2 separate regions of the Homo sapiens genome follow, and region 1 is linked to region 2. Evidence: chromatin contacts called from ENCODE Hi-C or POLR2A ChIA-PET data. All regions are on one chromosome and are shown on one strand. The core of a region is the stretch at or near the end of the contact, and the rest is flanking DNA. Distances in the headings are between cores, read along the strand shown. Region 1 overlaps GAREM1 (GRB2 associated regulator of MAPK1 subtype 1). Region 2 holds the start of GAREM1 (GRB2 associated regulator of MAPK1 subtype 1).

Region 1 (6,896 bases), core at 3,512-6,011, 140 kb after region 2:
TGATTATCTCGAGCTTAAATGTCAAGTGTCCAAAACATCCAAAATTTCAAGACCTTAAAGAACCAAAGGCCATTGCTTGTTAAGGAGCTTTGCTGTTGCTTTAAGGGTGTTTAATGCATCATGGTTTTTTCATTTTGTCTCACAGTTTGTATTACAAAACTAAAAACTCATACACTCAACACACAGAAAATAAGCATTTCATGGTTCTTTTCCATTTTACAGATGAGGAAACGGGTTGAGCCAGTGTTAGGTTCCATGCCAAATTGAGGACCATTAAGTGGCTAGTTTGAACCTAGGTCTTCTCACTGTAAATTGAGCCCTTCCTGTCCCTCCCTGCCATGCCCCCAAACACCTTATTTCTAAAAGAGAAGGAAGGGAGAGAGAAAAACAGAGACAGACTATGGGAATGAATATTTACAGAACTCCTACTTGAATTCACGGTAGGGGAAATAAAAATAAATTTACCAGATTATATGCCTAACTTGATCCCTCTGGGGTTGTAGGTATTTCAAGCTACTTGGAAATTAGAGGAATTTAAGTTTGCAGTCCATTCCTTCCTCCGTCTGCATTTTTTGTATTTGTGGATGAGTAAGTATTGAAACTCTGAAGAAACCACCTCTTTCACTCACTCAGGTCACCTCCTCGCTGCCCCATGCCTTTGAGAGGGTGTTTTCACAGTCATTGAGTCTGTCGGGTTTGGGTCTTGTGGTATGCCTCCTTCCAGTTTGTTTGGTTAGTTAGCGAATGTGTTTTGCATTCAACCAAGGAAGTTCAAAATACTGTCTCTGAGAGAGCCGGTTAAGGTAGAAATGCTGTCCAAGTTACGAGTGGCAGACTGGCTGAGTTCTCCGGGCGATGATTGAGAAAACCACCCACTAATTTTAGGCTGGAAGAGCTTGCAGCACAAATTGAGTTTTGAGTAGAAAACAAGGTCTTACTGAGATATCCTATAGCCATTGGAAACACCTTCTGGCTCCTTAGCTCTTGGCCACTGTGAAAGTTCGTATCACTTACTCATTGTCATATCAAATGTGGTAAAGATCTTAGTTTTGAATATTCTGCATTCTGCCTAAGATCATTTAGATCTCAAAGGTAATGGCAGCAGAGCTTGTCCTTCTTTCCTATGACTAATGCAGATGGGAAGCCGTAAGCCTCAGGCAGCAGTCTCACTTTTAAGTGGATAAGCCGGGTAATAGCGCACAGAATTACCGAGTTATCAGTTTCAAGCTTGTGGGCCATATACTAAATCGTAGTGTCCTAAAATGTGTATTCACTCACCCCACTTACGTACATATTGTAACTTTTCAAAGAATTGTCCTGGCTTCATCAGATAGTTTCATCTGCTTTGTTTTGCCAGGATGACGTTTAAGTGTGTGGCCAAAGCTCCAATTGGTCTTTCACAAGAAAATTGCATATGGCTCTGTTAGTCCCAATTCTGGCACCATTTCAAACCTTCTGGAGCCATAACCAGGCCATTAAAAAGTAAATATTTTCCAGGAATTGATTTCCCAATGTATTTGTGCCTTGAATATACAGGTGCCCATGTCTAATTCTGTATGGTTTTGAATATCTCCCTAGAGTCTCTCATTGGGTTTTCACAACAAATCTGCAGTTGGTAGAAGAGCTGATGTTATAAAATAAGCAAAAACAGAGGAATGGCATTTACTTAAGGACCCCTAGACTGTATAGTTTTAGCAGTCACCATTTTCTGTCACCTACTTTGAGCCAGGAATTGTGCTGTTTTACAGACAGCCACTAATATTATTTAATCCTCGTAACAACCTGTGAAGTCAGGAAGGTAAGTTTCAGGGTAGTTTTAAGTTTTCAAGTAGTTTTAGTTTTACCGAAGGGCTGGTAAGTGGAGCCCATCTGGTCTAAGGCCCATGCTTGTTCCGATTCAAGCTGCACTTCATTTCAGGTTGATACTGTTAAGTTCAGTGGCTGTTTATGATCCATATTTAACTTTTCATCCATCAGAGTGTTTGAGTGGGGAATAAATAGGTCAGAACTGATGTAGATTTAACTTTTGTTGGTGCCCAGCCTCGCTATATGCAGACTTCAATAATTGTATAAATCCCTGTATTTACATTTTTATGACAATTGAGATGTTTCAATCCAGAAGAAAGTACAGCATGAGGGAATTAAGATGTTTAAATTTGGTAAGTACTTATAGAGCACCAGTATTTGCTGGGCACTGTGATTGCTGCTTTCATATATACTGTATGATTTTTTTTTTTTTTTTTTTTTGAGACGGAGTCTCGCTCTGTTGCCCAGGCTGGAGTGCAGTGGCGCGATCTTCGCTCACTGCAAGCTCCACCTCCCGGGTTCACGCCATTCTCCTGCCTCAGCATCCCGAGTAGCTGGGACCACAGGCACCCACCACCACGGCCGGCTAATTTTTTGTATTTTTAGTAGAGATAGGGTTTCACCGTTTTAGCCAGGATGGTCTCGATCTCCTGACCTCATGATCCGCCCGTCTCGGCCTCCCAAAGTGCTAGGATTACAGGTGTGAGCCACCGTGCCCGGCCTACTGTATGGTTTTTATAACATCCCGGCAGGCCTTAATTATTGTTTGTTTACAGATAACGAAACCGATCCTCAAAAAAGAATACATTACTTGGGGAAGGGCACACAGCTAATAATAAATAGAGCTGGACACAAACTAGCGTCTTTGAACCTCATGCCCATTACTCTTTCTGGTAGTGTCAGCGTTCGCTGCTTACAGTGCACTCCGTTGCTCCCATGGTCACTCTGCTCTTCCACAGCCCACCATCAGCCCAACCCATTGCTTGCCATTTGCATCCCTCACTTGTGAACTTCAGATCAATTAAGCATCAACCCAGAAAGCATTTCCTGAATTGCAACTAGAATTGTCTACAGGAAATCATGCATCTAAAGAAGGTATTATATTATGCAGTCATTAGCATCTTGTTTAGAAACCTGTGCTTTTCAGAATTAATTTCACAGAAAGCAGTGGAGTTATCTATCAAGCATTTCTGAGAAATAAATACAAGAGATGGATACATGTAGTTCAAATCAGGACAACTCATTAAATCTGCAGTGGGTATTGAAGGAGTCCTGAGGTAATTGAACATAGTAATTGCATTGCTCTGTCCAAAGGGTTTCACTGACACCTGTTTTGTTTGTGTTTTGCTGGAGCCCATAATTGCAGAAATATTCTCCCATGGTGATTAGCTCCCAGTTCAAAATGGACTGTTTCATTAAAGGTAACTCCATAATGAGACCAGTAAGGACCCAAGCTGTGTCCTTTAACGAGAGTAATTCCCTCTTCACTTGCAGCTTGACCATGTGCACACAGAACCGTGTGAGTCAAAGCCTCCAACTTAAGGCCTGTTTGAACTGCAAGAAAAGAGGAGGGTGAATTACATTGCCTTTAAGGTCTGTTCCAGCGTTAGCATTCTATGATTCTTTGGAATATTCGCCAAATAGAAGTTCAAAAATTGATTCAGCTTTCACACTGAGAGAGAAGAATGCCCACAATTGAATAAAAGATTAGAGGCTGTAGAGAGGAAATCGTTGCCTTGAGTGAGTTCTTTTATTGGAAATCAGCCTTGGACTACTGGACAGGAAATTAAGTTCTTGCCTGGGTCATTAATCATTGTGCCGATTTGAAAATTGGCAGTGGGGGAAGGTGGCTATATTTGAGGAGGAAGGAAGGAGTGGGCGGAAAGAGCGGTCCTCAAAGCTCCCAGTCTGAGTGGGCATTCGCCAGCAAAGAGAGGGTAGTATCAGCCACCTCCTTCTGGCAGAGGTGTCTAGATATTTTTGTCAACTCTCCTGAGGGTGCCCACATATCTCGTACCCAAACCTGTTTCCCACTTCTACCAAGAAGAGGGAAATGGAATCATGGGATTTTCACTGGGTAAGGGCAGAGAAGTGATCTATCGGAGGTTGTATTTCTGTGTTTAGCTCAAGAGAGGTAGACAAAATTAGGATATCCTTAATTTTTGTCAAAGTTAACATTGACAAGAAACCTTTAAAACCAGCAAAAACACAGGGAATAGGTTATGCCGTGTCAGGACTGCCTGTGCCCCTCAAAAGTACACCATCTTTTACTATCTCCTGTTCCTCCGCTTCCATGTGGAACCCCACTCGGGGGAAATATCTTTTGCTGCATAAAGCCGGAGCCTCCCTCTGCATCTGTTCCTTGGACTAGAAAAATATTAAGACCCTCCTGGCTTTCGCTTGTCCATCCTCCCCCCACTCCCTGTGACTGTTTAAGAGTATTTGCACTTTCCTATTTTTCCTGTAAGGTGAGAAGTTTTGGTAAATAAAAACTTGGCAGCAGGTTTTATTTCCACAAAAATAACAATCTTGACATCTCGGGGTGTCGTGTGTTTTAAAGCTGTTGCCGGTAGAATCTAAATATACCTCTGGGCTTTCTCGTCGCACATCCGAACTGCCTGGAAAATGTGCCCCCCTCGGGGTGTGATTAAGTCTTCTATAAAGCTCTCTCTTCTCCTATAGATTTTTCTGATGGGAAAGTGGCTAAGTTAGATTGGGAATTGAAGTATCTGGCTGGGTTACAGTTTGTGTGGGTTTCTGCTCTTTCTCTCTCTCGGGACACCAGCTTCTTTCCGACTGCAATGTCACAATGTTCCTAACTGCTCAGTGCACAATATGGTCTCAGCATCCCTGACAGATCCTGCCCTGAATCATCCTCCGGAGCCATCTAGGGGCTGGCCTGTGTGGTTGTGGCTTTCCTGCTTAGGTGGAACAAATAGACTTCTCTCTTCACTCTGCGGACCGCACACCGGCCTGTGTAGCGACCTGAGTCTTGACTCCATGCTGGACACAGCTGCTCCTGCTCCCATTGTTGACACCAATGATAAGCACCTAGAGGTTATTTCCAAAACTGAGGAGGAAAAAAAATACCAAATGCAATCAGGTTGAGCGTCATTGTCAGCCCAGGAAGAGCATTCAGAGCAGCTAATGTTGTAGAGGATGAGATCTATTGCCATGGAGCCACCTCTTCACAGGAAATCACACAGCCTTGCAGCATTGGAGGCTCCTTTGAATTAAAAAGAGTGGGTGAGGTTTCCACTTTATTGGAGTTTGTATACTGGCTCAGGAAGTTATACAAACTACTCAAGAACTCCTGTAGTTCTGACTTGGAATACTGGATTGCAGCAGTGCCTACAAGGGGCCTCAATCTTCTCTTTTGGCACTTGCCCTTGAAACTTGGCTTCTGACATAACAGCTTCTCACCATCAGACCCATGGTCTTTCCCTTGTCTGCTCCTTGGCCCTCTGTAGCCCCAGACACTAGTGAGAACTCTCCTTGGGACTCCTCTTCCCACTCTCCCTAACATTCCATTCTCCCAGCTTTCTGTCTGCTGTTCATTTTCTCTTTTTTTGGTCCATCCACTATGTTGACGTGAAGATTCAGTGCCTGTTCCCCCTCCCCCTCTCCACTCCCCTTCCTTGTCTCTCTTCCACCTCCTCCTCCTCCTCTATCCCTCTTCTTCCCTCCTCTTAATGTCTCTCTCTTTCTTTTCCCTCTCATCATCTCCACAGAAAACCTAACCCTCCTGGCTTCCCTGTCATCTCCTGTAGGTCTCACTATTTAATCAACTCCCATTCCAAAGTTCAGCAGCCTACTGAATACATTTCTACTTTTTTATTTTATCATCATCTCAGCCTCAGCTTCTCTAAAGAAAAAAAAAAAATTCTCCCCTAACGGCACCCTCCTCTCCTCTCCTGTGTCTATTTTTGTCATTGTCATTTCAATCCATGTCCTAGGCCACTATATTGGCCACTGATACTCTCTCTCTGTCATGCCATCGTTTTCAGGAAAGAGTCCACACAGGCTTCTGGGGCACAGACAGGAGGGACCAGCTTTAAGAGCTTAGAAACAACAGGTTCCATCTCTGAAGCCTCAAGTGCCAAGCACTGCACTGAACTCTTCTCTAGGTTTACTACGTTTAATCCCGACAGTGTCCCGTCAGATGGTGTGGTAGGAGACACAGCAGGGACAGTGTGGTGGGCTTGGTGATAGGCAGGGAGGCTGAAGGAGAGTGGGACTCAGCTACTGAAGTGCTGAGAGCAGAGGACTGATAGGATTGAACTGCTGCCTCCACAGCCCTCCTTGTCCAGCTGCCACGCTGCACTTACAGTTCCTCAGGTAGAAGGAAGGCCACACCAGTGCCAAATGCCCCTACCAATGACAGCTTCTGCATGCCACCCTTCCGTAGCACTTAACTGCTGTGTCAATTAAATCTTAGCTGCAAAACTGGTTGTAGAAAGTGTATATCTCCAACCCCCCCATGTGAGCATGGGGGCTGGGCTGCGTCTCTGGTGTGTTACATGGCGTGCCTCTGTGCAGTAAACACCGCATCCACTGAGCGAATGAACACCAGCATTCAGGACCTCAGACCCAAGCTGCTCAGAGCACAATGCGCTCTTCCCGGCCCCGCCATTACTCTCTTAAAACCTGGTAGGCAAAGACTACACTAAGCCATGTATTTCTCACTCCTCTGAGCAGAGCCAAAACTGTATCCCAAAGGAAGGCACACCAGAAAGTCTTAGCACTCCAAAAAGGGAGGATAAAAGAGGAAGAGGACGCAAGTCCCCAACCACAAATGCCCCAAGTGAGTTGCCTCTGTCAAGCATCCTAGATGATACTCTCTTCACCCTTCCTGTACGAAAGGACACAGTCAGTTCTGTGATGTCTACAAGGGAGGAGGGAAAAGACCAATGCCTTTTCCCGTCCCCTGGGTCACCAGCCCTGTCAGTCTGTCCCTGCCGTGCGTCCTTCCCACCCATGGCTCTGCCTGCGCCCAGATGTTGTCACCACTCGCAGTGTTTCTCTCCTCACTCTTTCCCCTTCACCTTCTTTTAATGACCCAAAGCCCAACCCACCCCCAGACCTCTCTC
Region 2 (6,003 bases), core at 765-3,264:
TAAAGAGAATATAAAAGTAACAAAGTCATTTTTTTAAAAATCAGCCTACCATATAAGGGTTTAGGATCTACTTACAGGTTGAAAGACCCTTGACCCTGCCCAATCTTAGATGTTTCCTATGTCATTTTTGGATTCTGAGCTTTATTTCCAGAAGTGATTAATTATTCAGAAAAAGAAATTAGCTGGCACTTAAATCTTTAAAGTTTTGAAACTTTTTTTTTTCAGACAGAGTTTCGCTCTTGTTGCCCAGGCCAGCGTGCAATGGCACGATCTCGGCTCACTGCAACCTCCGCCTCCCGGGTTCAAGCGATTCTCCTGCCTCAGCCTCCTGAGTAGCTGGGATTACAGGCACCTGCCCCCACGCCCGGCTAACTTTCTGTATTTTTAGTAGAGACGGGAGACGGGGTTTCACCACGTTGGCCAAGCTGGTCTCAAACTCCTGACCTCAGGTGATCCGCCCGCCTCGGCCTCCCAAAGTGCTGGGATTACAGGCGTGAGCCACCGCGCCCGGCCGAAACACTCTATGTGAGCAATTCTTAGAACTTTATGGACTTCTGATTCTGCATACACTCTATAGTAAAATACTTCCCACTTTTTTCCAAGACTTTTTCAAAAAATCAATGTGAATGACCCAAAGGTCAAAACTTTCAGATGAATTTTGTGAAAATTATCGCTAATGCTTCAAAGTGAGAGGATCAGGAAGGTGGGTGTAGAAGAATCTGTGTTTTTCTTCAAATGTTAATGGAGTGGTTTATTAGCACAGACCTTTTAAGCCAGGCCACGAAAAGGCAGCGGGATGTTTTCAAGTCCCCTTGGGCTGGCGAAGCGGGTACTTGCTGTACCTTATCAAGCACTGAACATTGAATACGTGTTGAAAACAGAGCAGATACGCAACCTTAGCAACCACTCACCTCTGCTATTTTAACAAAATGTTAAGCAAGCGAAAGAAAGAGAAAGAAAGACAGAAAGAAAGAAAGCAGATTAGCATACAAGGCAGGACATGCCACCTTTATATTCTGAGCTCTGTCCACAGTGAGCAGGCCGTGTCAAACATCGGGAGAGACAGAGAATGATTGATCATGCAAAGCAAACTGTAGGTTTGAATCCCAGCACGGCCATCTACGAGTTATAAAATCTTGCCAAACTACCTAATGTCTTGGTACATATACCTAGAAAACGAGAATGATCCCAACCTTTAAGATGAGAAGAGAACTGAATGGGAAAAGCGGGTGAGAACAGCTGACCCCAGCAGCCTCCCAGTAACCTAGTTTTCCCTTCCCATCTCCGTGTCTACGGTGTTTGGTGGCCTCATCAACTCCCGTCGCCTCCAGCAGCTCGTTCACTCAGTGAAGGTCCTAGACCGAATGGCCACCTTCCTGTATGTGGGTACTCATCACCCACCACCTTTCCGCTTTTCGGTGCTTTGCCCTTTTTATCTTATCTAGTAGCCAAAGCTGAGACTGTTGGGAGTCATTTCCAGCTCCGATGGTAGAGGAGTAGGGTTGAGGGGAAACGCCAAGGCGTGCTCCACGCCTGCCGTCCGCAGCCCCGTTGGGCTGTGGTACTCTTCTGACCAAAGTCTGGGTCACCGGGAAGCAAGAGGGAGCGCCACTAAAGGTATCTTTTGTGCCTTGTATTTAGCCACCGCATTGCCAGGATGGGAGTGGAGGCGGACGGTGCCCGACACCACGACTCAGGGAGCGATACCTGAGCTCGCTCGGCAATTCCCGGGCTCCGGGGACGGGCCTGGGCGGGGAAGGAGCCGGGGCGCGCAGCAGCACCCGGCGAGACTGCAGGGCGCCCGAGTGGTCGGACGGGGGAGCGAGAGCTAAAGCTTGCGGAGCGCGCCGAGCCGCGGGCGCTGGCGGCCCCGGCCGGGGAGCTGACGCGAGCCTGCCGGGCCGCGGGAGCTGCGGGAGGCGGAGGCCGAGCTGGGGGCGGAGCGGGCGGCGCCTGGGAGGCGGAGGCGGTGTCTCCCAGAGCTGCGCAGGCGTTGCTCGCACCTTGTTGATTAGTCAGTGCTGGGAGCGCTGCTATGGCGTTTCTCAGACCCGCGGCTCCTCCTCACACGCTCGAGGCGGAGGGAAGGAGGGGTAAGAGGAGGAGGAGGCGAGCGGGCGGCCGCCGCAGCTGCAGACCCAGGGCCAGAGGAGGAGGCGGAGCGGGAGCCGCCGCAGCCACCCGGGCCGCCGCCGCCGCCCGCAGCCGCGCGGCTGCTCTGAGTCTTCTCCGGGCGTGAGGGCACGCGGGGCGCCCCAGCCATGCCCCGCAGCGGCAGCTGAGCCGGGCGCCGGCCCCCTCCCTCCGGGCCGCCCCAGTCGCCGCGCCCCCCCGGCTGCCCGCGGCCGGAGCTGCCCGGCGCCTCCCGCGCGCCCCAGACCGCGAGCGCGAGCAGCGGCGGCCGCCGAGGCGCGGGTGGTGCCGGTGGCGGCGGCGGGGGAGCGCGGGACAGGAGGCTTCGGGGAAGATGGACCCGGCGCCCTCGCTGGGCTGCAGCCTCAAGGATGTGAAGTGGAGCTCGGTGGCCGTGCCGCTCGACCTCCTGGTCAGCACTTACCGGCTGCCCCAGATCGCGCGCCTGGACAACGGTGAGTCCCAGCTGGGGCGCGGGGCAGACGGGCGAGGACAGCCGTCTCCACGCGGGTGTGCGCGCGTGTGCTGGAGAGGGTGGGACCCGCGGGGAGTGGGCTGCCCGCCCCTGAGCGCCGGAGTTGGCCCGAGCGGCTGCCGCAGCCCTGGCGCGTTGCTCTCAACTCCCCCCAGCAGCAGACAAGGAGGTGGAAATCAGAGTCCTTGCAGTATAATTAAAAAGGACGCCCTAAAAAAAAAGTCAACATAGGGAGACCTCTGCAGATCGTAATCTTGGACGCCAGATATCCCTCCCCACCCTCCTGCAAGAATTACTCAACCAGGGAAACCCTGAAGAGTTATCTTAGGCAACTTTCTTGAGAATATCATTGTGCTCCGGGTGGCATCTTAATTTGGGTGCTCTCCTCCCTATCTCCCCCATCCCCCGCCAAACAGATTTAAAGGAAAAGCTCCTGGGTGACCATTGAAAAGGATCACATTTCTCAGAGACCTTGTATTACAGCTTGTCTGTTTTGTTTAACCCAACTGAAAGTAATTTGGGGCTGTGTGTAGAAAATGTTTTCAGCAGAAGTGATGGCATGCTTAAGGTTAACTATTAGGTTTAGCGCATTTCCAGTCTGGAAAAAAAAATAAGTCTCCAAAACGTATTGATTCGGAACCTGAGCTCAGAACTAAGAAGGGTGTATTTCCTGAAACTGACCACCAGAAACCCACCCAACTCCTTCCTCCAACTGTTTATTCTGCGGTGTGACAGCTGCAAACACATAGTTGCGCATACTGTCAAGCAAGTAGACACCTTTCAGTTGGAGAGTGATGACACGTAAGGTGGCAATTTAGGTGTGTTTGGTCTTCTCTTGTTTTCATCATAACTTCAGTGGGCTTTGGCGTCATGCGATTTTAGACTGTTTGCAGAAAGAAGCCTGCCCTGCTGTGGGGCAGCTGTGGAAGTACACGGGCCCAGGCTGGCAGGCAGGCAGAGCTGTGACTACACAGGCCAGGTCAGAAGAACACTAAGCAGAAAGATGTCATTTCGAGTCACAGGCACTAGGGTTACTCCTTGTTTCCTGGGGTAGAAGAGTGGGTAACGTGAGATGTATACATACACAAAGGAGTTTTTATTCTGTTTCTTATCTGTGGGGTTTGATTAGACATTTGTATATCTGATGTGAAAAATAGATGCAGGAAAGTTCGTGAAGGCTGGAAAACAATCTTGGCTTGCTTGCTATCCTCGTTTGATTGTTGGTAGTAGTAGGGTGCATTGGGAATAAGCTGGAAGTTTTAAAACTAGTAATGAAGTGCAGATCACAGTAGCTGTTGAAGCGGTGGGGTGGGGGCGGGGGGGGGGGACGCACAGGTGGTGTGTTGAGGCGTTTCTGCTTCGAGTGGGGGTGGGAAAATGTTGTGTGCTTTAAATAGCATCTGCAGACCTGAACTGGTGTGTGTGTTTGTATTCACAGCGTTTCATTTCCTCCTCCAAAATTGTGTATATTGGCAGATTGTGAGTCCTTACCTTTTCCTACCTTCTCTCATCTCTGCACACTGCCACATTTGCTAGCTAGGCAGAGAGCATTGCTGCATGTGGTGTAAAAGCCACTCAAAAGCTTCATTAAACTGAAAGTTTAAAGGGGTGGAATATCTCACTTTCCGACATGACTTTCAGTTTTATTTCCCACTTTTCTATCCCTGCCATTCATAAAAAGGATCTGAATCAGCAGTGTACTCATCCCACACTTCTTTCTAAAATGAGGACGTGGGTAGCAAGTCTTAACACTGTGTCCTTTCAAGCTGTGGAATGGATTTTGATCACTATATGTAATTCCAATTCTTCATTGTAAATTTCTCTTATTTCCTTATTGCCGCTTGAGAATCATAGTGGCACATACAAATTTGGAATCATTGCCAGATACTGCTTTATACCTTGCTTCTTTCACTTAACAATCCCATCTCATTTAAATATTTTTGTCAACATGATTTTTAATAGCTGCCAAAGAGTCCATGGGCTAAGCTATGCCAAGTAATTTCATCCCCTATTGTGGACATTATTAAGCTGTATTATTTTGTGCTATTAAAAATTGTGATGTAATGAATACTGTTGTACATACATCTGGGAGTTTTTTGGTTAGAATGTATTTCTACTTTGCTGAACAAGCATGTCAGTCCTATTAAAATCCTTGATACACATTGTCAAATTGCTTTAGAGACTAAAGGAAATCCTCGTTTACACCAACGTGAGCATTGTGATAGTATCAGTCTGCCCACATCCTGAAAATATTAAGTATTTACCAAAAAATTCTCTTCTAATTTGATTGGGGAAAGTGTTGTTATAGCAGTTTAATTTGGGTAGACTTTAAAAGAGTCAATCATAGATTCTTTGCATGTTTTTAAACATGTTTCACACAGTTTAGGACAGGTTGAGGACATGCTGGTATATTTATAAATGTTATAGGTGAAATCTTAAGTTTTGTGTTGTCCTCATCCTGTGTTTGCCTTTTCCCCAGTTTTAGTACTGCAGGTACATTTTACATCTGCACACGCCCACCCTATACTTAGACATGAAAGATAGTCATTTTTCAAATCACTTGTTTTTAAAGAGACTAGAACAAAATTGAAAAACATGCCACTAGTTGACATTATGCCAAGAGGAAATGATTGGCTAATTTTAAATAATTTTTAAAGAACATTAAAAAATCTAATTTCACAACTATTGATTATCAGAAGCCTACTATGGGCTGGTACATTTCTAGATGCATAATATGTATTGTCTCAAATCCTCAGCAACACAATTTTTAAGAACTTCAGGAACCTAAGATTCAGAAAAATTGACTTGCCTGAAGACTCGTACCTAGTAAATGGTGGAGTGGAATTTCCAGCCAACCTTCTGACTCTGAAGACTGACCTCTTATCTCAAACTGGGCTACCTCCTGGTACTAAAGGAGAGAAGGGTTGAAGTTGTTCTGACATCTGCTCTAAATAGGTTCACTGTCTCTCTGAGAGCTTGAGGACTGGAAAGTCAATATTTTAAAAACAGTGTAGACACCAAATTAAGTGCTGGCCTCATCCATCATACATACAACTTTCTGCTTGCCAAAGGAGTGGCTGAAAAGAGGCAAGAGGCAGTGGGGAAGAAGAGGTTACAGAACAGGAGAAAAAAAACATTGGGGTTTGAGGGCCTAGTAACGTAGATGTGTCTGTTGAGATGACTCTTCAGGACATTTGCCATCCTTAGAATGAATATTCACTACACAATATATAAAGAACTCTCCAATTCTTTGCATTATACATGCCACTCCTGAAGTGCCAGGTAGATAGATGTGTTCAATATTACATCCTTGATGGTGAAATTTGCCTTTGTATGATAAGATAAATACAAAATAATTGAGCCTTTATAAATGTTGCCCCACAAGTTTTTCTGGA

What was found. A loop is a pair of places that touch in the nucleus more often than their neighbours do. ChIA-PET counts read pairs that join two places held with the same protein, here RNA polymerase II (POLR2A). Pooled maps may share reads with other maps.
Region 1: a map of dorsolateral prefrontal cortex shows a loop between it and region 2 (2.8-fold over the local background). The contact joins the enhancer-like site here to the promoter of GAREM1 in region 2. A Hi-C loop is called at or near these places in 13 of 168 maps with a recorded cell type or tissue (K562, MCF 10A, Right ventricle myocardium superior and 8 more) and 12 of 50 pooled maps. POLR2A ChIA-PET finds 5 or more read pairs at or near these places in 2 of 52 experiments (HEK293T and PC-9).

The regions. Positions count from the first base shown.
Region 1 is chr18:32,331,781-32,338,676 of GRCh38, reverse strand. All of the region lies in intron 2 of GAREM1 (GRB2 associated regulator of MAPK1 subtype 1), which reads left to right. Among named protein-coding and RNA genes, the nearest start is that of GAREM1, 140 kb to the left of the region's middle. RefSeq lists an enhancer at 6,284-6,784. Within about 2 kb of position 4,761, at least 4 of the 41 ENCODE cell types and tissues checked have a DNase peak (open chromatin) inside an H3K27ac peak, as active enhancers do; they include dorsolateral prefrontal cortex, where a contact is called at or near this core.
Region 2 is chr18:32,466,893-32,472,895 of GRCh38, reverse strand. GAREM1 (GRB2 associated regulator of MAPK1 subtype 1) reads left to right here and starts at 2,014. Exons shown (of 6, transcript NM_001242409.2): 1 at 2,014-2,588. The coding sequence starts at 2,468. RefSeq lists a silencer at 1,740-2,259.